Linked DNA regions of Homo sapiens: regions 1 and 3 are each linked to region 2. Evidence: chromatin loops called from intact Hi-C (ENCODE). Cell type or tissue: PC-3. All regions are shown on one strand. Region 1 overlaps PDZRN4 (PDZ domain containing ring finger 4). Region 2 overlaps PDZRN4 (PDZ domain containing ring finger 4). Region 3 holds the start of LOC107984498 (a long non-coding RNA gene).

Region 1 (8,000 bases), 150 kb before region 2:
TTGTGAGAAGAAAGCATAAGTAAACACAAGCTATGGTTATATAACATTTCCAGACAATAACAGGGTCAACACAGGAAATTAACACAGGGTGGTATAATAGGGAGTAACCAGATCATCCTTCTTAGATATTCTAGAGCCTGGAATGTGCTTTCCTGTCTGCTTTATTCCCTGCCTGCTTATATGCATGCATATATATAACCAAGTACAGATAAATCAAAAAAAGTAGGCAGGTAGTGGGATAGGAAGTAAAGAGACGAGTTTTGTTTTGTTTTTGTTGTTGTTTTTTTGAGATGGAGTCTCACTCTATTGCCCAGGCTGAAGTGCAATGGCGTAATCTTGGCTCACCACAACCTCTGCCTCCCGGGTTCAACCGATTCTCCTGCCTCAGCCTCCTAAGTAGCTGGGATTACAAGCACCTGCCACCATGCCCAACTAATTTTTGTATTTTTAGTAGAGACAGGGTTTCACCATGTTGACCAGGTGGGTCTGGAACTCCTGACCTCAGGTGATCTGCCCACCAGCCTTCCAAATTGCTAGGATTACAGGTCTGCGCCAGGTGGTCAGGACCTGAAGTTTTCTCAACCTTCGGGATCCTAGAAAATCCCTTCTCTGTTGTGTTCCTTGCATTTTCAGACCTAAATCATTCAATTCCCACTTTTTTCCATCATGAAAATGGTCCTCATATGGTTGTCTAAAACATTAGCACCAAAAAATCGACATGTTAATATCCATTAATTTCTGTGAAACTGATAATATAGAATGTTTAATTGCATTACACATTCTGGCCCAGGACACATTATCATCAGAATGAGCATGTATTCGGATGCTTGTTAGACTTTGAAGTAATCTAGAAGTATATTTGAGCCTCACTCTAAAAAACTTGTATGAAGTTGAACAAGTTACACATTGAGGTGTGCTGAAATGCCTCAGTTCCTCACTATGAAATAGGGATATTCATAGTACCTACCACAAAGGGGTCTTACGAACATGAACTTTACCCAGTGCCTGCTGCATGTACGTGTTCAATAAATATTAGTTAATATGTTATAGCTTATAATATAGCCTTGCCAAAGTGTCTAAATTCTAGCATTGTGAAAATATTCCAAAAAACAGGCAGCCATATTATTCCTTTGTCTATATTTTGGCAAATGTCTAGATGGATACTTTGGAGCATCAATTTTTCTCCAGGAGCAGTTAAATTCCTTTAAGATAAAAATGGTTGGTGTCATAGTGACTGGCAGCCAGGGAGAAGCAGAAAACAGCCATATGGTTACAGGAGGTAGAAACTGGGCTAAGACATGGACCATCCAAGTTCTGCAAATGTTTGCTGAGAACTTCCTATTCACCATACTTTATGCTGGCTTCTAGATCCATAGCACTTAACTAGGGGTGTGTGTAGGAATCAGCTGGGAAGATTTTTCAAGTTGCAAGTGCACAAGCTCAATTCCTAGGGCTTCTGAGTTATTCATAGCAAATCTGAGATGGGCCTGGGAATATGCATTTTTACGCATCCCACAGAAAACTCATTTGTGTGCATCCATTCCTTCCTTCTAAGTCTACATGTAAGGTATTAAACTAGACAAATTCTTGAATGCCTCACATCATTATAATTTCTGATATGCTAACTTTTGTGATTATGAAGATTACTGGATCTGTTACTAATTTGAAAAGGAAACTAACATTTAAGAAACACCTATTTTATCTAAAGTTTTTTACATCTCAAAAAAATTCTATTAAGATGTGCATTTTCACATTTAAAAACTCAGGTTCAAAATATTGTGCAATTTGATCAAAGTCACACTGTTAATTGAATGGAGAAGCTGGCATTTAAATACAAATAGGTTTGATTCTAAGATCATGCCTTTTTCAATAAGATATACTCTTCCCATGAGGACCCACTTCATTTAGCATAGCATCTTTGGTCCTGCATGCCATGAATGAAGAGTCAGTGGTAGAGGTGGTCTTGAATCAGTCATTGTTTCCTTGTGTAGTTTACCAGACATGTCCTACCTATGGGATGTAAAGGTGAGTAAATTCTTACTAGACCTGTGGGACAGGCTGGGATTTAGCTTCTAGGATCAGTTATGGGTTGGGCATAAAGAAGCCCCCACCGAACCTATCTACTGGTGGGACAGCAATTGGCCCAGCTGTTGGTGACAGGCAAAGAGAATTAAATGCTGTTTACTGGGTAACAGGATCTGTCTTGGATATGTCTGGTCCTTTCCCAGTGGATTTAGTTATTAGATTTCAGGGTCCACCTCAGCTTAACTAAGAAGCATTATACATTGATGGATTTAAAAACAAAAACAATTTTAGAAATTCTAACTTGAAACTGCAATTTCCATCTCAAATGCCCTAAGTGCTTTATCATCACTACTTTCTGCTCCTCATGAAACAGATTTCAACCGTAAGCAACTAAGCTCCAGACAGGTTGAACTTGGTGTCTAGAGATACTGGAAATCAAAAGAGAAATCACATATTTTAGAAGAGTGGATGGATTTATATTTTTGCTTGATAAGTTGTACATTATGGGAAATCATCTCATTAATACTGAACCCACTATATTTTGATAGGCTTTAGTAGGTTAAAGAAGACCCATTAAAAATCCGCAATTGCTATTGACTGAATTAGATCAACTACACAGTATTTGCATAACTCCTGATGAAATGCTTTCTAGTTGTTTGCTTAAGTTGAATAAAAAGTGAATCCTCTGACTCAAGTGTGAATGTGGACATATTTTTTTTCTGGCTTTATTTTATAGCACAGGAGACAGTAGTCCTTATATTTGGTGTCTTATTCTCATAGATGCTTGGAGAAAAACACAATTATATTTGAAGACCTCTCCTTTATGCATTGGTGTGGAAATTCTGTACAGGAACACCATCTGGCATGTAACAGAACATTACTTGTAAGAAAAAATTGTCCAGTTGTTCCTGGGACATTGGATTCTTTCCTAGGCCAATATATTTGAATTTTCTCTGCCCCAGTGTGTAGGAAGGGCTGAGCTTTCCTCCTACTCCTTGGCTATACTTCCACCTTCCATACTAGATAATGCCCAGCTTCTAGGTTACCTTCCTACCAGCTTGTTTCCTCACTTGTGTTAGAAAGTTAACTTTATTTTTAGGTCTTTCATTTTTAATTTTGTTTGAGTGTGTGTGTTCGTGTACCAACATAATGTTTTAAGTTTTAAAAACAAATCAATGGAATCATTTGCATTGCCTGGTATAATAATTTATTTAAAATTGATCGTTTTATTTTTCTCTTTTAATCTATTAAAAAGCCTGTTACTGAAAGTATTTTATTTTTTAATCATATGTTGTGAATGTTGTTTCGATCCATGCCATCTTCCTAATTGTGTCAGAGTCTTTGTGGTATATCAACTGACCTATTTTCTTTTCCCAGCCCCAGAAGACAATGTTTGCCAATGTCTTTGTATCTAAGTGGGGTGATATGACAAGCTGTGGTCAACTAGTTATGGGCAGAAGTGCAAGAGCATTGTCAGGCCTGGCCTCTTACATCTGCTGCTCTCAGTCTTTCTCTCCACTCACTCCAGGCTTGTAAGCATAAGCCACCAATGTAACAAAGTCACATAGTGGAAATAGATCCCTGACTCACTATCTGGAGAAAAGTCACTCAGAGGAGCTTCCTGACTTGCACATAACCCTTTATAAAGGAAAAATTCACCTTTTCTTCATGAAACTACTAAGTATTTGAAGACTGTTGCCCCAGCATAGCTTAGCATGACTAAGACTCAAAGTAAACACTTCTGAGTTCATGTATTAAGCAAATATATTTAAATTATAGTTAGCATGAAAAAATTCAATCCATTGAACCAAGTAACAGGTCATAATAGCTTCTAGCAACCAATTTTGTGTAAAGACATATAGCAACGTTATCTAGCATGATTGAATGATTATTCAGTAATGTCAGTATAAAAATTGTTAAGTTTCTCTACACACCATCCAAATTTTCATCAGATCATGTGTTTAATCATACATATGCAATATTTGTTTGGAATGAAGGGAGAACAAATCCAACATAAGGAAAGCTTTATATAATCAAACTAAGTATATACATGGTGTGTCATATAGAGCTAAAGATCCCTTGAAGCAAAATCACTGTCCGTTTCAGAAATATGAACTCTCAGAGGAAGTTTGCATTTTAACTGGCTTAAGATTGCAACTGCATAGCAAACAAATATTGCATAAGTAGTTTAAGCTAATTCCTTATCAAGCAATAAATATTTTTTCACAAAGCAGAGTAGGGCTTGCAGGAAACCAGACATAGAATGGACAGCATTTATTAATTTTTAGAGAACAGGCATTTCCAAAACATGAGGAACTTCCCAACATGGCAAGAGTAATGGAGCCATATGAGCTTTGGAATACAACAGTCATGGGCTTAAATTCCAACCCTACAACGTGAACTACAAGACCATGTTTAACTCTGAGTCTGTTTCTCCATTTGTGAGATGGAGTTTATAGCTTCTTCCTCATGGTGCTGCTGATAGGACTGATTACCTGAAATGACTGATCCTCATATATTAACTATCTTTTCTTACCCCAGCTCCCCATAGCCTTATCACTTTCTGAATGATTTGGAAAGATTACAATCACTAACTGTTCAAAATCATAATGGCAAATTCACATCAACTTTTTAACCAGTGGGAGTAGGAGTCCAATGGCAAAATAAACAGAAAACTTCTGTTTTGGGGAAAGACTCAGGAATATGGAATTAACACCAGAAGTTGGGCAACATTTTTATGACAGTATGCCTGTTATAGGACAATGTGATGCATAAAAGTTTAAAGGTATGGGATTTCAGAGATGCAGCAAAATTTTGGGAAAACTGTCTTAGTAGAATGAAGGTTAAAGATATATGCAGCCATAAAAAAGGATGAGTTAATGCCCTTTGCGGAGACATGGATGGAGCTGGAAACCATCATTCTCAGAAAACGAATGCAAGAACCGAAAACCAAACACCTCATGTTCTCACTTATCAGTGGGAGTTAAACAATGAGAATACATGGACACAGGGAGGGGAACATCACACACTGGGGCCTGTCAGGGGATGGGGGACTAGGGGAGGGATAGCATTAGGAGAAATACCTAATGTAGATGACAGGTTGATGGGTGCAGCAAACCACCATGGCATGTGTATACCCATGTAACAAACCTGCATGTTCTGCACATGTGCTCCAGAACTTAAAGTATAATAAAAAAAAAGTTTCAGCAAATAAAAAAAGATTTATCTAACTTAAATTACTCCTGAGGAGTACAAAAAATCAACACTCAAGAAATAAAAACTATAGTTGAGTCTGTGTTGCCAATTTTTAACTAACAAAGAGGAGGTGCTGAACAGAGCATATCAGAAGGTAAGAGCCATGTAAAACCAGAATCAGCATATGTAAAAGGAAGGAAGATACTGGAGGATAGAAGTTTGGCTAATCATTTTGCAAGTGTCTTGGATAAATGCCATATTGACAAAAGAAATTTCCATTGTGTGTGCATATGTGTGTACACACACACACATATTACTAATGTGTATGTATATATTTATGAAATTTGGGACATTAGTAATGGTTTTTGATATGGTTTGGCTCTGTGTCCCCACCCAAATCTCATCTTGAATTACAATCCCCACATGTCGAGGGAGGGATCTGGTGGAAGGTGATTGGATCATGGGGGCCGTTTCCCCCATGCTGTTCTGACAGTAAGTGAGTTCTTCGGAGAGCTGAAGGTTTTAAAGTGTGGCACATTCCCCCTCATCCACTCTCTCTCTCTCCTGTCACCATGTGAAGAAGGTCCTTGCTTCCCCTTCACCTTCCAATGTGATTGTAAGTCTCCTGAGGCCTCCCCAGTCATGTGGAACTGTGAGTCAATTAAACCTTGTTCCTTCATAAATTACCCAGTCTCAGGGAGTATCTTTATAGCAGTGTGAAAATGGACATATCCATTTCTAGTGGAGTTTTACTATAATAATGATAACCAACACAAATTTACTGAAGGGAGCCAGATAATCTGATCAGTACCTGTGACACACAGCTCATTTGACTGAGGATATATTCCACAATTTCTGCCATATAATGAACAGATACACACTACTCTCTTCTAATATTAGTTAGTAATATGAAGATAAGTTATGTGTGCATTGACTTCTTTTTCTGCTTTAATCATAAATTCATTTAACTATTTCCCTAGGTATAGCATATGATATGGTGTACAAATCAGTGAGAATAAAATTACAAATGAAAGCAAAATTGATAACTCTGTCAGCCTCAAGAAATACCAAGATAATGAGCCAAGAGACTCTAATTAAAAACAATCCATTAAATTCATCTACTTATTCAACAAGTATTTACTGACACATGTGGGTACTCTGCTCATCTTAAATAATTAAATAAATAAATCGTCAAAACAGAATTATCAGTAGAGCTCCAACATACTAATCACTGCGGGATATTAGCTTGTCAAGAGATCTATTTTATATATTGTTTACTTATAAACATATGATACATGTACATGTATTTTATTGTTGGTAATACTTTACTATTTTTCAGAAAAATATAATAAGATGGGATATATTTAGCAGACAGAAATGGAGGGGCTGAGAAAGAAAAATTGTTAGTAGAAGAAATAGTGAAGAAACAAGTTACATACTTAAGAAATAATGGGAACATTAAAGGGGTGACACTTAATTTAGTCTGGCGCAAAGTGTGGAATCCCTCAGGAGAGATCAAACTGACTATTAGGTGAACAGTTTTGAGGGTCTGTATTTGTTCTTTCTGCAGTGGGTAATGAAGAGCTACTAAAGGTTTCCATGTAAGAGAGTGCCAACATTTATTTTATCATTCCAAGAGTCCTAAACAAAAAGATACAAATAGGCTGGGCACGGTGGCTCATGCCTGTAATCCCAGCATTTTGGGAGGCCAAGGTAGGTGGATCATCTGAGGTCAGGAGTTTGAGACCAGCCTGTCCAACATGGTGAATCCCCATCTCTACTTAAAATACAAAAATCAACCAGGTGTGGTGGTGGGTAATCCCGGCTACTCAGGAAGTTGAGGCAGGAGAATCACTTGAACCTGGGAGACAGAGGTTGCAGTGAGCTGAGATCATGCCATTGCACTCCTGGGTGACAAAGCAAGATTCTGTCTCAAAAGAAAAAAAAGAAACAAATAGTAGTCTAATAACATTAGGAATTATAAAAAGTAATGATGTTTTACAATAGTGTGTAAACAGTCTTGAACACGGAATTGAAAAGAGGTATATGCAATAAATGAGAGAAATGCTACAGAGGTAGGAACAAGAGGTTTTGCCAAATGATTGGCAAGTGATAGGAGGAAATCAATGGTGAGTGCATTTGCAAGACTGAGTGTCTGGGTTAAAGGCTACATCATTAATAAAAATAATGAAGTCAGGAGGAAGACGTACCGTGAATAGCGAATATAAACAGATATGAGTTGAGTATGATGAGATTGAGGTGCTTCTCAGAACAAAGATGTTATTCATGGAGTTGAAATTTTGAATAGAGATGTCAAAGATAATAATATGGATGTGAAGATCACTAACACGTATTTAAAACTGAGGCAGTGAGTTGGGCATTCAAAGAAAAAGATAGAAGGAAAAAAGGGTCAAGAACTGAGCTTTTGGATATCCCTAGATTTTAAAATAAGTCAAAAGATGAAGGGTCAAGAGAATAAAGACAAGAGTTAAGGGAGTTGCAAATCTGCAGAAATATAATTTCAAACAGAGGGAATTGTCAGTAGGGTCAAGAGAGACTGAGAAGACCAGGCAGGGGAGCTATGTAGGGAGAGGTGGGTTTATTGATTGGAACGTATCAGTCATGTTTGAGAGAGCTACTTAAGAGTAAGGCAGAGGGGGCTGTGCCGAGTTGAATGAGGAATGGGACAAATAATGAGGTGGAGGCAGCAGACAAAAACCAGTCTTTCAAGAAGTTTGTAATGGCAAGAAGACAGAGCTAATGTGATAATTCTAGGAGAC
Region 2 (8,000 bases):
CCTGGTGCTCTGTCCCAGGGAGATGGGAGTTTTATCTATAAGCCCCTGACTGGGGCTGCTGCCTTTCTTTCAGAGATGCCCTGCCCAGAGAGGAGGACTCTAGAGAGGCAGTCTCGCTACAGTGGCTTTGCTGAGCTGCGGTGGGCTCCACCCAGTTCGAGCTTCCTGGTAGCTTTGTTTACACTGTGAGGGGAATACTGTCTAATTAAGCCTCAGTAATGCGGACGCCCCTCCCCGCACCAAGCTCGAGTGTCCCAGGTTGACTTCAGACTGCTGTGCTGGCAGCCAGAATTTCAACCAGTGGATCTGAGCTTGCTGGGCTCCATGGGGGTGGGATCCGCTGAGGAAGACTACTTGGCTCCCTGGCTTCAGCTCCCTTTCCAGGGGAGTAAACGGGTCTGTCTTGCTGGCATTCCAGGCACCACTGGGGTACGGAAAAAAACTCCCACAGCTAGCTCAGTGTCTGCCCAAATGGCTGCCCAATTTTGTGCTAGAAACCCAGGGCCCTGGTGGTGTAGGCACCCGAGGGAATCTCTTGGTCTGTGGGTTGCAAAGACCCTGGGAAAAGCATAGTATCTAGGCTGCATAGCACCGTCCCTCATGGCAGGGTCCCTCAGGGATTCCCTTGGCAAAAGGAGGGATTTTTCTGACCCCTTGTGCTTCCCAGGTGAGGCGACACCCCACCCTGCTTCTGCTCGCCCTCCATGGGTTGCACCCACTGTCTAACCAGTCCCAATGAGAAGAACCGGGTACCTCTGTTGGAAATGCAGAAATCACCCACCTTCTGCATGGGCCTTGCTGGGAGCTGCAGACCACAGCTGTTCCTATTCGGCCATCTTGCCCAGGAATTCCCTATGTTGCTGTTTTCTACCTTACAGTTCTATAGACTGATGGAAAAAAGAAGTCTTCAAGTTTTAAAAATCTTCTTATATGCCTTGCAGGTGGGCTTTTATTAATCATTATTGTCTCTTTATAGGCTATCCTCAATACTACTATAATTATCTCCAACTCTAGTTCTTTGTTTCAACCCATGTCTTCTTCCCTCTATTGAAAACATTAGTACTTCCTTGAAATAGTAATATGTTTGATTTCTACATTTTCAGTTTTAAGGAAATTCACATTTCACACAGACTGGAGCCAGGTCAATTAATATTCTTATCTGAGGACACAGAGACTTATTTAGGTTAATAAATAAATAAATACAAGCTTTCCTAGAAAAACCAAAATAGAAACTAATTATTCAATAATAGTGGCTCCTACTTATTGTTGGAAACTACTACCCATCTTTAAATACCACGACCATCATTTTTTATAAAATGAAGATGCTGCTTCTCATTTAAGTTCATAAATTGGGCCAACACGTTTTAGCTTTTTAGGTTTTAAAAACTGCCTGCCTACTTCATGTAAACAAAATCAAAGCTGAGATGACTAGAAATAATATTTTGACAATTTTATTTTCTCTTTTTGATTGCTTAAGAAAGTTCTTAAATAATTTTGAGTTTAAGGGAATCTTATACATCTCTCTAGTTCAGCATTCTTATTTTATAAATGACTTATGTCAAGAATGACTGATTTGTTTAAAGTATAAAAGAGCATTGATTCTCAAATGTTACCAACCCAAACATTTGAAAAACACTGTATACCCGAACCCTGCGTGTAACTGGTTTCCCAGTGCCCTTTGAGAGTCACTTAACAAGAATCCTAGCACATCGTTATTTTTATGTCACCCTGCCTTTATTTTTAGTGTCCCAAAAATCCTTCTGGAGTTATAAATATGGCAGGATATTTAACTGGGACTTTTTCTTTCTGTTTTAGCTGAAGGCTGAAAGGCTGAGATAAGGGCCTTTATCCATGCATCCTTAGTAGGGGCTCCATCACTATGCAGGGCTTGCTAAAATGGCATCCCAAAACAAATACTGAGACCCTCCATTTAATCCGCACTAAGAAGATATTTAGAAATTAGAAAGTTCAAAGGATGGGAGTGTTTGGAATAGAATTTCCTTAGGAACAGTTGTTGTGATGTAGCATTTTCCGCTGTTCCCTTATCTCTATCTTGAGTAAAAGGACTTTCAAGGGAACTACTGGACAAGGTTTAACTTTGAATGAGGTAGGGAATTTTGATTATTAAGAGACTGTTTTTATAATTAAAAGTTACTGAAGCTATGGGACTGCTTTCACTTTTCATCAGAAGCACAGAAATAGCTGGCCCCTCTAGCAGGGTTTTAGGGACAGTGGAAGGAAAAATAATGCTTTATATTGCACCATATTGAGTTCTGCTCTTTCAATGTAATCGTTACACAAAGTAATCTTTTGTAAAGTCAATAAACCTGTTCATTTAACAGACTGCTAAGATTAACTAATGTGTGTACATTAACCCATCTCAATGATTAACCTTCTGAACAAAAGAAATTAAAAAGTCTCCTTGAATTTGGTGAAAAACATTATCCTGGATAGGGAGATGACAACCTTTTCTGGTATCTTGTGTCTATGTTTTTCTTCCATGACTTCTGAATATAACATAAGACTTAGCTTGGAGGATATATCCAATCATGGCCTTATAAAAAGCCTCCTCTTTCAGTCTTATTATCTTATGAGTCACGCATATAACAAAAGGTAAAAGGGATTTGAATTTTGAGTACAGCCAGGGAACAGGAGGAAAAGGATCATCTTAGTGTCCATGCAAACATATTGAGTGCCAAAAGTCTGTGTTGACTTATAGCTACAGCTTTTACATCTAAGAGCGTCATTAGCATAATTGGCTTTTGGATCAGATGGAGGCCATTAGCCTTAAATTCTTTGCCGAGGACTAAAATGTCTAACTAATATCCTTTTTATTCCACATCACCTTTCACTTGCTCACATAAATTATCTTCCTCTCCCCTAGACATAAGAAAAGAAAATCATCTTTATCCATACGGAACCTCTGTATGTGAATTCTATTTATAGCTGCTAATCTACCAAAGAGAAATTGATTACCTCTAACAAACATTACTTTTCCTACACACCAAAGAGCAGCAGAGTCTCTTCAATCGTTGCAACAAGAGCTGTTCACCAACCTTATTTCAGTTGGAGGTTAGACTTTCGTTCCAGCAGTAACTCTAGATTAGTGTCAGCACAGCTGGGGATCACTGATTAGTCCAGCTAGTCTGGTCTACAGAGTCAATCATCCACCCACCTGGACCAGGTGAGCTATCACCACAGTGAGCGTAAGGTGAGAAAGAGATTGGGATAAGAAGGCCGGCCATCTGTTTATAGACATCATATCTGCACTGGTGCATAAACTGAGTTCACAACGCTCAGAATGAAAGCGGACTCTTTCCTCAGTGGGAAATTCGCCTCTGCAGTGCCTGTGAGCTAACAAATCCACCCAGAACTCACGCCCGTTTTATTTTCAGCAACGGCCTTGTAGTTAGGGGCAGCAGGATTTTATATCGTTGGCCCTATAAATTAACTAAAACTACGTGAAAAATGAAAAGGCTTCATTTGATGGGAAGCAGGGTTTTAGTACCCAAGTTCAGATGCTTGCGTACTCTGCCATCTGCTGGTTCATGTATGGAATGTTTAAAATTCCTGTGCACGCTCATTACTGTTTTTTGTCTGTTTTGCATTTTCATTGTTCTGCTGAATTTATGAAACTGATTTTTAAAGTTGCAATTTACAACAACATACTCAATTTGTTGCTAGAAGTGAATCTCTTTTAAAGAATTGTTATATTTTAGAATACATTGAGATTTAGAGAAAAGTGGTAAATATAGTACAGAGAGTTTCCATATATCCAGATTCCCCTCTTGTTACCATCTTGCATTAGTGTGGTACATTTGTCACACTAGCTAACCATTATGCATGACATTATTATTAAAGTAGAACTGGGTCTCTAAGAATGGTAAATACTGCTGACTCTGGTTTATCCAGACAAATATAGGGTACTGACCATAGATAGATAATAAGAGTAGCTAACATTCCTGCCTGGCACTTTGCTTAGTACTTTACATACATTAGCTGATGTGATTCTTGTAATCTGCAGAATAGTATGACTACCTTCTATTCCCAGTGTATTAGGAAAATAAATCTCATAGTGATTGCTGGCCCTAACATTAAGAGCTGTGTGACTTTGGGTAAGTTTTATTCAAAGAATTTCTCATAAATTTATTGCAAGGCTTTAATCAATGACTATATAATGGGAAACACTTAGCAGAATCTATGACACATATGAAATATGACATGTATAAATATGATGTATGAATATATGAAATATATATTTTCATATTTCATAAATATATTCATATTTCATATAAATATATGAACTATGACGTGTATAAAATAATCCCCAGGTCTATCTGAATCTATCTGAGGCCAGGGTCTACTCGTTAAACTGCTACAATAACTATAATATACTAAAAAGGGTTCTTAAAACACCAGAGAAGAGCTTATTTGTATAAATCATTTTCTTGTATGGTTTCTGCTTTCTTGTATTAGGTCCCTGTTTCTTTTTGGTTTCCATTATCTCCCCACCACCTTCCATATGAAATTTTAATACCACAAATATGCTGTATATCTGTTTACATACTGCAGTTCTTTGGAGAGCCACAAACCATTGTAATATGTAAGCTTTCTTGCCCTCCAAGGACCAATATTTGTCCCTTGGGATTGCTGTCATCCCTATCGAGAATGTCCTAGGCTTCCTACACCATTCACCCTTCTCATTAATAACAACTGTGAAACTACTGCTAGTCAACCACATCTACCAAGATAGAAAAGCATATAAATCTGGAGTTTCCTCTGCCTGTAACCATTTACCCAACTCCGAAACTCACAAGTACTATCATAGTCTTCTCTAGTCTCACATCCCTCAAAATCACCTTCATTTTTCACATCCAGCCTGTACATTTTCTCTAAATTATTTCCTTAGATTCAATGAGTCTCCATTTTTATTTTAAAAAGTGAAATGCTTTATACTCATCACTGAAACCTTTGTAGGCAGATATTAAAAATTATTTCCTACTCTTGTGGCCATATTTGGGTTTGAATCCTATCTCCTTTACTTACTATATATCTATAGCCTTATATGTAATAATCCCTCAGAAATGATTATTTTTTTAAAAAAATCCACAGTATACTCTTATAAAATTTTAAGGGAGATAAATAAAAATTACACCAACCGCCTAGCACAGACCCTAGCATGCAGTGTGTAAAGATGTGGAGCAGAGAGGATCTATTTCCTTCCTGCCTCCCCTGTCACTCCACTGAGCTCACTTCTTCTAAGTTTGTTATTCAGGCCACTGCAAAAATCCTGCCAACAACTTGGCCTCAAAATCACTTAATGGGAAAGAACTGAAAGATTGAATTTTTGGCAATGAAAACTATAAAATATTGGGACTTACATTCTAGTGGGTTAGTTCAAGTAAACTGATAAATAAATATACAACAAGTGGTAGTAAGCATTATGAAGAAAAATGAGCCAGTAAGAGAGTTATGATGGGGAAGAATGCTAATTTTATAAGGTGGTAAGACAGAGGCTATCTGAAATACGGACTTTTTATCAGAGACTTTAATTAAATGAGGAAATGAGCCACACAGTTCCCTGGGATAACTGTCGTTAGGCATATCCACTCTCCCTTCCAGAGTTGCTTCTGGCATCAGTTTGATCCCATGCCAGTCAAGCCTCTCAGCTTATTCATGAGTTAAAATGTTCAGCATCTTAGTCTAAAGCACTGATCCCTGTAGCATCTGGACTACATAGATGCATCAGGTGCCTAGTCCGACACTGACCCACCAATGAGCTCTTGGGCCTGAATCTACCTAATTATACTGTCAGCCAAAATTGTTCTGTCTATAATAATTCACTGGGAGACTTTGCAAATATTTGACTGATTTCAGAGCATTTTTTTCCTACCACATTTCCCTAATGGCGAGTCCAGTGATTCAGTAAACAGGAAGGGAATTAATCTTTAACTGTCTTCAGATATTTCAAGGGTGTATACTTCATGAACACACCAGGCAAAGTTTGAGCCAGGGAATGCTAGCTATGATAGATTTGGCAAAATATAAGAAAACTTTTCCTAATGGAATCATCTGAAGAAGAAGCAGGCTGTCTTGGGAGATCTGCTCTCCACCATGGATTCAGGTATTTCAGTAGTGTCTAGGGATACAAGAGGTAGAGATAATGTCAATGTTACATAGACTTTAGTTGGTATTTAAAAATGGCTTCTAATATCCCTGAGCATCTATGGTACTATATTTGCTTCCAAAATATTTTCTAATTCGGAACTTTCATTAATTCAGGCAATCCTTCTCTCTAGCTTAAACTAGGAAGTGTTCACTAAACATAGAAACAAGCTCAGCATTTTAAGCGTTTTCCATTTATAATGATCAACTCTATATATTCCTTCAAATTGCACCTTTGTGCCATATCTATTTAAATTTTGAAAGATTTATTATTTTAAATAATGCTTGGTATGAAAGAGGTTATATAGTCAAAGATTTTAACTACACAATACACAGAGTGGTTATTAATAAAACATATTTCTGTTCTGTTTTTTTAAAAACCCTGACATTTTCAAAAGGAAAATACCAGCTTTACACACACTCATTAGGATGACCTACTTTTTGACATGTGGCTACAATTTATTCTACCACTTATTGGTGAGGTAGTTATCCCAGTACAAAATGAAAAAAATATATAATGTCCTTACTTAAAAAGTTATATGAACTTAACTTAAATGCCATGTCCCACATAGAAGAAGGCAAGACCCCTTTTATGACAAAGTAAAGACAAAATGAACCCCATATTTCTATGGTTGCTGACCAAGCTTGCATTCAAGGACTTTAGATCTTGATGCATTAAGAAAAATGATAAATGATAATGGGATGACATTAAGGCATAATTGCTGAACTAGTTCTTTGGCATCTGCTGCCATGAAGGTAAATTTAATGATAAATAGCATACATTTGGTAATTTTCTACTATAATAAGACATGTTTGCAAATCAACCATAGTTTTTGCAGGTAAACCTGAAAACATATTTTATCAATTAAAAATAAGATTTTATGTTCAGTCATTTTTTAGGTATTATAAAAATTCCTAAAATTGCTAATTTCTGACTGAATATACTTTTTCTTTAATGAAACACTTCATTTATTGGTTTCTACATCATTTATAGAGTAGTGTCAAAACTTCCAAGCATACAAGTTCCTTACTAGCTTCACCCTTTATCACTTCCCCCATCTCTGGGAGATGCCCTATATGTAAGTTACAGTTAAGGCTACTTGTAGTTTCTATCACGCTATACTGTTTCATTCTCTGTCCTGAATTCACTGTTTCTTCTTTTCAGAATACATTTTTCTTCTTTAAGCGTCTGGGGAACTGCATTTTCAGATTTGGTTATAATGACTTTCATGACACTCTCCACAACCAGGTTTGATCATTCTTGCGCTTGCCAGCATACTGTCTTATGCAATCTTCCATTACTGTACTTATGAAACTGGATTATAACTTGCTTTCCTTCTATGTCTATTTCCTTCTTTAGGAACACTTTGGAAGAAGAAACTGAGCCTCTTTGATATTTCTATCCATAGTGCCTAACATTACTTTATTAAAATGTACATTTTTGAATGAATAAAATTGATCCAAATGGATAGTCAACACTTTATTCATTTTCCATACCCATGATTGCTTAAATTTAACATAAGCAGACTACTAAATGAAGCCCAGACAAGCTTAAGCAAAACAACAAGGAAATGCGCCTTTTAGGAACTGCCAAGACTATAGTTCTCATTGATTGCAGAATTCAATTTCCTCCTAAATATTTTGATTATTAGGACTTCAATGTGACTTCTGGAAATTCAGAGTTACAACCAACAGCATCTATTTTGCTGTTCTCCCACCTGGACAGCAACTTAACCAACTCATCCCATGGTCACTCTAAAGGCCTTTAATTGACAATTCGATGCCACAAAGGGGAAAGAAAACAAAGCACTTTCTAAGTAAATATGTTATTATAA
Region 3 (8,000 bases), 290 kb before region 2:
TTCAAAAAAATTATCATCTTTTAAGATGTGTTAAGAATTAATGTTGAGGCCAGGTGCAGTGGCTCATGCCTGCAATCCCAACACTTTAGGAGGCTGAGGCTGGTGGAGCACTTGAGGTCAGGAGTTCGAGGCCAGCCTGGTCAACATGGTGAAACCCCATCTCTACTAAAAATACAAAAATTAGCTGGGTGTGGTGGTGGGATCCTGTAATCCCAGCACTTTAAGAAGCTGAGGCTGGTGGACCACTTGAGGTCAGGAGTTCGAGAACAGCCTGATCAACATGGTGAAACCTCATCTGTACTAAAAATACAAAAATTAGCTGAGCATGATGGCGTGCACTTATAGTCCCAGCTACTCAGGAGGCTGAGGCAGGAGAATCGCTTGAGCCCAGGAGGCAGAGGTTGCAGTGAGCTGAGATTGTGTCACTGCACTCCAGCCTGGGCGACAGAGTGAGACTCTATCTTAAAATAATAATAATAATAATGATAATAATAAGAATAGACAGGGCACGGTGGCTCATGCCTGTAATCCCAGAACTTTGGGAGGCCGAGGCAGGTGGATCACGAGGTCAGAGTTTAAGACCAGTCTGACCAACATGGTGAAACCCTGTCTCTATTAAAAATACAAAAATTAGCTGGGCATGGTGGTGGGCATCTGTAATCCCAGCTACTCAGGAGGCTGAGGCAGGAGAATCAATTGAACCCGGGAGGCGGAGGTTCCAGTGAGCTGAGATTGTGCCACTGCACTCCAGCCTGAGCGACAGAGCAAGATTCCGTATATATATATATAATAAAATACATATAATAATGTTGAGAATAGGAAGATAATTAAACAAATCAGTAAACTGAAAACAAAATTATATCAGGCAGATAAATGACATGAGTGTAACATAAAAAATCTAGAATACATTGAACTTGTTTTTGTAAAATGGGAAAAAGACAATAAAAATAATATACTAATCACACTGTGATCTTTTACTAGTTATGAATCCATTAAGGACAGCAGTTCTGCTCATTTTTCTTTTTATTCTCAGTTTCAAGTGGGGTACTTGGAACATATTAGGAGTTCAAAGTGTTTAGTTGAATGAATATGTGACTTCAAGGCAAAATGATGTTAATAATCTCAAACTATGCTATGAGAAATGTTGCACAAGTTATACTATGGGAAATGTGTCAACAGCAGCCATAAGACCAAGGATAATCTCTACGATTATTCAGAATATACAGGTGTAATCACGCCATCCAGTACGCAAATAAAACTGATGGCTTACATCATGTCATCTTCATCCTATAGTGATAGCCTAAGTATTCAAATAGATACATTAATATTTTAGAGTAAAAAAAATTACTTATTGGGGAAGCTACCTCAGTTTGTTTTCAGCTGGCATATTGATAAGCAACACACATTTTTTACTCTTAAATTTCTGCAATTAGTTTGAAGTAGTGCCTGGGTCAACATTTGAATACTACTGTACTGTATTAACAATTGTCCCCAAGCTTCCCAAACTGGATATATTCTTAATGGAAAAACATTTTATTTATTCCCTCTGCTTCATTTGAGATGATCATTTGCTCTAAAAAATTACCATGATAGAGATGATGGATTAAACCCTTTGATTTTGTTTTCATCTTCATTTATGGTTACACATTAAAAAAAGAACAAGCAACATATCAAATGATGTAGTTCAAATTGTTGGCCCTACCTGCTCCACCTCATTGGCAGTGGGCTGCATTGCTTCATTATGCTCTTCTTCCAACATCTCCAAGTTTAACTCCTCTAAGAATTCATTCCTTTCATCTTCCAGCCAGCCTTCATCCAGCTGCAAAAGAATACATTAGTACATTATATTATGTTAGTGAGAACTCATGTTAAAATAGAGTAAACTTAAATGGCCGGTGCCCGACGAGTTCCTTTTATCATAATGATTCTCTTCAGAATACCAGCCTCCCACAGTTCACCTCTCAGAAAGAAGAAAAGGTGATAAAAAAAAAAAAAAAGGACTCTTATGCCTTTTATCCTTTCCTGAAATGGGACTACAGATTTTCTCTCATAACCAAGTAAATCTCACAGCACAGAATATTACCTTCTTTCAAAATGTATGAAAAGCATCCTGCATAATCCACAGCTGTCATGCTCATTACCTCCAACAGTCCCGTGTTAAAAGGACTGCCATGCTACTAATTGGGCTATGAGACAATTGGGCTGTTTTCTTTAACAACAACCCCCAACGAGACTGCACACAAAGTTCCCCCCATACGCTCGTGCTATCCTCATCCTGCTTTTTTCTTTTTAGGTGGGCTCCCATGTCAACAAGATGGCTGCTTGCCACAAAAGAATGTACAGAAGACATTTATTTTGTCTGTGAAGAAAGGAAAATTCTAAGTTATTCTTCTCAAGGAAAGGAAAGAAAAGCAATATTACTCCATGTCTATTTTAATTTGTTTTCAGGCCCAATTTTATAGGAAAAACACCTCAGTGGATGCGACATTTAAGGGTGGTGGAGTGGTGTGGGGCATGCAGGGTTTTGTTTATGGGTGTTGAAAACAAGTATTCTTGTAGGACTCTTAATGCAAATTGAACTGAACAAATCCCTTCGGCTTTTCAATACAAAGTGAAGTGGAAAACTGGTGGTTACCTGGCTAATATGATCTAATATGATCAGTGTTGACAGTTACTACAGATAATTTGCCTCAAAGTGGATTTTTGGAGCTGGATTACATAAATTAGCTGTCTATGCTGATTAAATTAACTGGATTATCGTCAAAACTCTGCATCACCCTGTACAAAGAAATAGCATTCTAGTGAGCAAACATGGATAATAGTTTGAGATATTTTCACCACCAATGAACTGGCAAAATAAGCTTTTAAACATAACTGAACTTCTACAACTTAAAAACAAACTGGAAAGGACATTCAGCTGCACCAAAAGAGGCATTAGCATACAGGTATCATCTTTATTAATATGCAGGCAAATCATAGATTTCATGATATCTATTAAAGGCCATGTAGAACTTAAATGACCTCAAACTTAACTGGGGCCCAAAGTGCTGGCACATTTGTTCATCCTCATTTATCTTAATGTCGCCTGAATAATTTGATCAAATTCCTGTGACTTTGATATGCAGATGAGCTATGAAAATTATGCCAAGTAAAAATGTAAATTCAGCCCAATTTATAATTGTTCAAATTTTACATTCTTTAATCTTTTTCAAGTATCATAAAGCTACAAATGCCAGACATCATAAAAAATTACTTAAAATGGGGAGTGCTTACTATTCACAAACACATCAAGGAATTTTTCTTTAATCAGGTCAAAATAAAGTATTTTCTAACACTGATATATTGAATGATGAAACAGAGTCCTTTGAGGATTAAATGAAGTAGTGGGGAAAATAAAGAGAAAATGGTCAAAATTAATGATTCCCCATAACTCTTTTCTTATTGAGTAATCCAGTAGATTCCTGAGTTGCCAGCCATAGTCATTATATGTCTATTTTGATAAGGCTTTCTTTTAGGCTGGAGGTGCACACAGCACAATTAGCAAAGGGAGATTCTTCTTGCTCACTTCCTTCTTCTCTCCTATTTCCCCCTTTCTACCTAGATGTACATTCACTATGGTCTGAGTCTAATGTAACGGCAGAGACAGACATCTCCCTTGAGCTGAGCTGCAGGAAAAGAGGGATTGTTACTACTAAGAGTGGGGATCTATCTGCACCAAAGGGGGCCACATGTGGCATCTCAGAAAAAGGAACAACCTACACTGTCTCAAAGGTAGTGGCTACAAGTTCTTATGAGAATCCTCTCTGCCCCAGTGTCCTGAGGGAAATAGGACAGAAAAGCAATATCTTTAATGGTCTCAGGAAGAAAATGGGCAGAAAATGAAAGAGAGTTGACAGGAAATGAGGAAAATGAGTTATTTAAAAATATTGCACAGATGTACAATACTGCCCCCAGCAACTCTGTAGATCATTTCCAAGAATCTAGAGAGTATTTGAAACGTTAAAAATGTTTAAAAAAAGCTAGAAAAAGCACACAAAAGCTTCCACATTCTCCCCGAATAAAATACACACGCAAAAAAAAAACATACAACAATGAGATAAATTGAGTTCAATGGAAAAATATGGGTGATATAAAGACAAGATTTTTTTTTTTTAGTTTTTTTTTTGCCACTTTATAGCATGTACTGATTAAATTACATTTTAAAAGTATGGTATTAAAATGTATTTCTTTTCCTGATTTCTCTGGAAATCTGTTTTTTTTTTCTATAGGCAATTAGCTTCCTTCCAGTGTCATGAAGGTTTCTTTAGGATCAAGGGGCTAATGCAGATCATAATTTTGACAGGCAGGACAGCATCCTATGGAGTCAGACAACCATCTTTCATCAAATGTGGAAAGGGAAGTCTCATTTGAAAATTCATCCTTCAGCATTGACTCTTTTGGAGAAAAAGGTCAGAAGTGTAGCCAGATACTCAAATTTTCCACTGGTTCTACCCAGCATATGTATTCCATCAAAGATTAACAGGATCTGGTCTATGTTATTAATTTCTATTATTTCTACAGCCCATTATGGCCACTATGTGGCATAGTTTAAGGAAATGCTTTAGTTCTAAATTAATGAGGTTCTCTAGCAGTTACATGGAAAGGGCAGGGAAACCACATTATAACATAAAAATATCTTCTCTACAATAGAGATGGCAACTTCAATTTATCATAAATTTCACTAATATGCATTTAGCCCCTTTATTATGTTCTTTTTTGAAGAAAATGGGAGCAGCGAGATAACTGGGTTGAGAAATTTCCAGATAATTGGTATAATTTCATATGTATTTAAAAATTCACTCCCACATAGGCAGTGTGGGGGTTTTGTGGGCTTTTTTCCCCACTCCTAAGACCTCAGGTGTGTAACTTTACTCTGCCCCAGGCTATGGCAGACTTTATGAGAACCATTTAGAATGGGCAAGGGCATAAACGAAATATATGCAGAAAGGGTGATCTTTTATAACCACTATATTCAAGTCAGGATTCAGTCTGACACTGAAATACACTTACTCAATGTAATTTATAGATAGTATGTAGTTACTGAGTCTGAAAAATATCATATCAATAACCGAGGAGACAAATGGCGATATAACTAACTTTATTCAAACTACTGACAGATAGATAGACTGGTGACAATGTTTTGTCCCTTCTGCCTTGTGATGGGAGATAAAAAGGATATAAAAGGAAGCCCCAATAGTACTTTTTTTCCATTACCTTTACTCTACTTTCATGACATCTTCTTCCATAAAGATCTAAAAAATTCATTTAGAAGTTATCAGTTTTTGGCTGGACAATTGTTTTGGTCACACTAAACTTGGAAACAATTCATTTACTATACATGGAACCAGATCATGCTATACAAGACATTCTAATTGATAAAGTTATTTTAAAAAGATTTAAGTTGATGACTAGATAGGCTAGTGTTTCTCTCGTGGAGCTTCTTCCAAGATATCTTCATATGCCATTTAAGTATTTTCAGATGGAAACTTAAAGCAAGGATCCACACAGAATTAAAAGGATCCACACAGCCATTTTTCATTTGAGTATTTATTTAAGTAAGTGGCAAATTGAAGGAGAGAATCACAATTCAATTTGGTATGCTTTTCCCCCCTTAAAAGGGATATTTAGCTGCCATTCTATGGAGCAATATAAGGAAGTCTTTAATGTGTAATACTTTTGATAAATTAGGAAAGATCAGTCTTTATTGTATTTTGTATACCTTAATTGCTTTCATATCTATTTTTAAAATTCACTCCCACATAGGCCATCTGGTGGGTTATATGGGGAGAGATAACCGTGATAATGATTTGATAGAGAATAGCAGATAATGAATATAATTCATTCACGAATTTACATTCAGTGAATTCAATGAATATAAAGTTCAGTCTCAAGGCTTTTGATCTCTGTTCTGACCTGAATCTCTGGCCTTGCAACAAGCAGCACGATTCTCTTACACTCATCGTTAGACAGCAAGGCCACTGCTTCTTCTCGATTCTGGACATCTTCCCCATTTATCTAGAAAACAAATGAGAGTGGCACATTAGTTTCCATTTCCACAATGCTGCACACAATAAATGGCAAATATCAGCTCATTTATGGTAAATGTATGGACAATGAAGCTCACACAATGGGCTCATCTTCAGCCCCTCAGCTCAAAGTGCCTTCACTCAATTACGCGCTTACTGTAAGAGCCATATCGATCCGTGAAGGATGGCGGACATCAGAGGAAGCAGTTATGTTCATAAATGTCCAACCTGCGCCCTGGCAACATACATCTAGCAACACAATTAACCAGCTCCTGACAGGTGACGTTCATCTTTCTTCGCTCAGAGTAATGGAAGTGTCACTCTGAGATAATAGTGCTGGGGGAAGAAGGACTGGCAATACCACAACTGAAATCCGTCATCCTGCACGCTTGCCGCGAGCCAATTAGAGAGCTGCAGTATTATCTCTCACCAGGCAATGCTCCCAGGCCACTGCTGATTGCATTTTTATTTAATCATTTCATATTTGCGTGTGGGTCTGACCCAGTTGCCCAAACATCATCGTCAGGATAAATCTCAGTGTTTAACTGATCAAAGTAAAATAACATTCTCATCAATACTCCATTTCCCTTCTAATATCTATCCATTTCCTAAAGTAATACAACTAATGAAATATCTTCAGACTCATCTCTTAAATTTAAAAATTTAAAAAATATTAACATAGAGTAAAATTGAATTTTTAAAATAATGATGAGTGAAAGAAACCAAGCTTGACTAAACTTTAGATTTCATGGAAAAGATTCCAGTGACATTAGAAATATATCTTTTTACTTTTTCTAAGTTCTAAAGAAAAAGTAAATAAGATTTGTAAAGTTTCTTTTTTTAAACTACATTTTCATGTGCAAATATATTTAGCTCTTAATTAATAAAACTTTTTCCTTTGGATATTTAATAATTATTTTCTTTTATTGATTACTCAACTCCATAGAGACAGCAAGATTTTTGATTTATAATTATATGTAATCAAATAATGGGAAAGAAATTCCAATTAAAGAGATCAAGTAATTCTGTCTAAAATAGTATTAATTACTTGAATAAATGAAGCAGATGGAAAATGTAGCAGCACTGACCATTCTTTTTTCAATAATCTAATGTCTTTCACTAAGGACTTCTGCTTAAAAGCATGAAGTAGACTATTGAGGTTTTTCTCCTCATAGGTCTCTGGGTTTCTGGCTGATGCATGAGGACAGACATAATTATCTGAAAACAAGCCCATGAATTTCAACCTTGAACCACAATAAATAATCCTTATTCCTATACTCTTATATGTATTTAGTGCAAGGAAAGCAGGCAATAATAGTAAAAATATATATATATGGGCACAAATTGTATTTTCTTACTCCAATCACTGTCATTTCTCACTTGTATACACAGAAAGGAAATTCAGTGGTTATAAGTTTCACATGCATTCCCTATTTGTTTTTGCAATTCACAAATAAAATTCATCCAATTAGGAAACAGAAGCTACGATTCCACAATGGGAAATAATGACCGGGAAGGATATGTTGCGGTTTGTCATAAATACCTCTGGAAAAGTATGTGTGTACTGACTCCAAGGCCTTTTTTCTCAAATAAAGATAAATTGGCAGTGGTGGATTCCACTATACTTCCCCTACCCTCTATTAAGTGTAGTTTTAAAATAATGACTTTGTAGTATTTACTCTATTTGCACTTTGAGGGCTTATGTCTGTTTCATGGTAATTCTTAGTAATATATTTGCAATGCATTTATTTGTCTGTCAAACATGGACCTGTTTATTCATCTCCTCTCCACTACAGGCACATCTGATCCTAAGAGAATTGAATTGGGTGATCTTACACAGCTTATCTTCATCTTTTCTGTTTGAAATATACTTCTCACTTCTTTTATTCCTGGTCTCCACTTGACTGTACATATATATATATATATAGTCTTTAT

Evidence for each region. Peaks named below come from ENCODE experiments on the same cell type or tissue, not always from the same donor. Only the 100,000 strongest peaks of a DNase experiment are listed, where the experiment ranks them.
Region 1: a loop joins it to region 2, with 2.4 times the contacts of the local background. A loop is called at or near these places in 4 of 110 quality-filtered maps.
Region 3: it touches region 2 in a loop (15-fold over the local background); 4 of 110 quality-filtered maps call a loop at or near these places.

Annotation. Positions count from the first base shown.
Region 1 is chr12:41,420,375-41,428,374 of GRCh38, reverse strand. The region is part of intron 3 of PDZRN4 (PDZ domain containing ring finger 4); the gene reads right to left. Among named protein-coding and RNA genes, the nearest start is that of PDZRN4-AS1, 12 kb to the right of the region's middle. In PC-3, no CTCF peak of the experiment used is centred here; no DNase peak of the experiment used is centred here; H3K27ac peaks cover 1,779 bases.
Region 2 is chr12:41,272,762-41,280,761 of GRCh38, reverse strand. The region is part of intron 3 of PDZRN4 (PDZ domain containing ring finger 4); the gene reads right to left. Among named protein-coding and RNA genes, the nearest start is that of PDZRN4, 88 kb to the right of the region's middle. RefSeq lists enhancers at 1-215, 216-767, 1-883. In PC-3, a CTCF peak has its summit at 3,543 (motif pointing left); no DNase peak of the experiment used is centred here; H3K27me3 peaks cover 1,968 bases.
Region 3 is chr12:41,561,602-41,569,601 of GRCh38, reverse strand. PDZRN4 (PDZ domain containing ring finger 4) reads right to left here. Exons shown (of 10, transcript NM_001164595.2): 8 at 5,953-6,054; 9 at 1,703-1,819. LOC107984498 (a long non-coding RNA gene) reads left to right here and starts at 3,296. Exons shown (of 3, transcript XR_001749090.2): 1 at 3,296-3,771. In PC-3, a CTCF peak has its summit at 4,565; no DNase peak of the experiment used is centred here; H3K27me3 peaks cover 936 bases.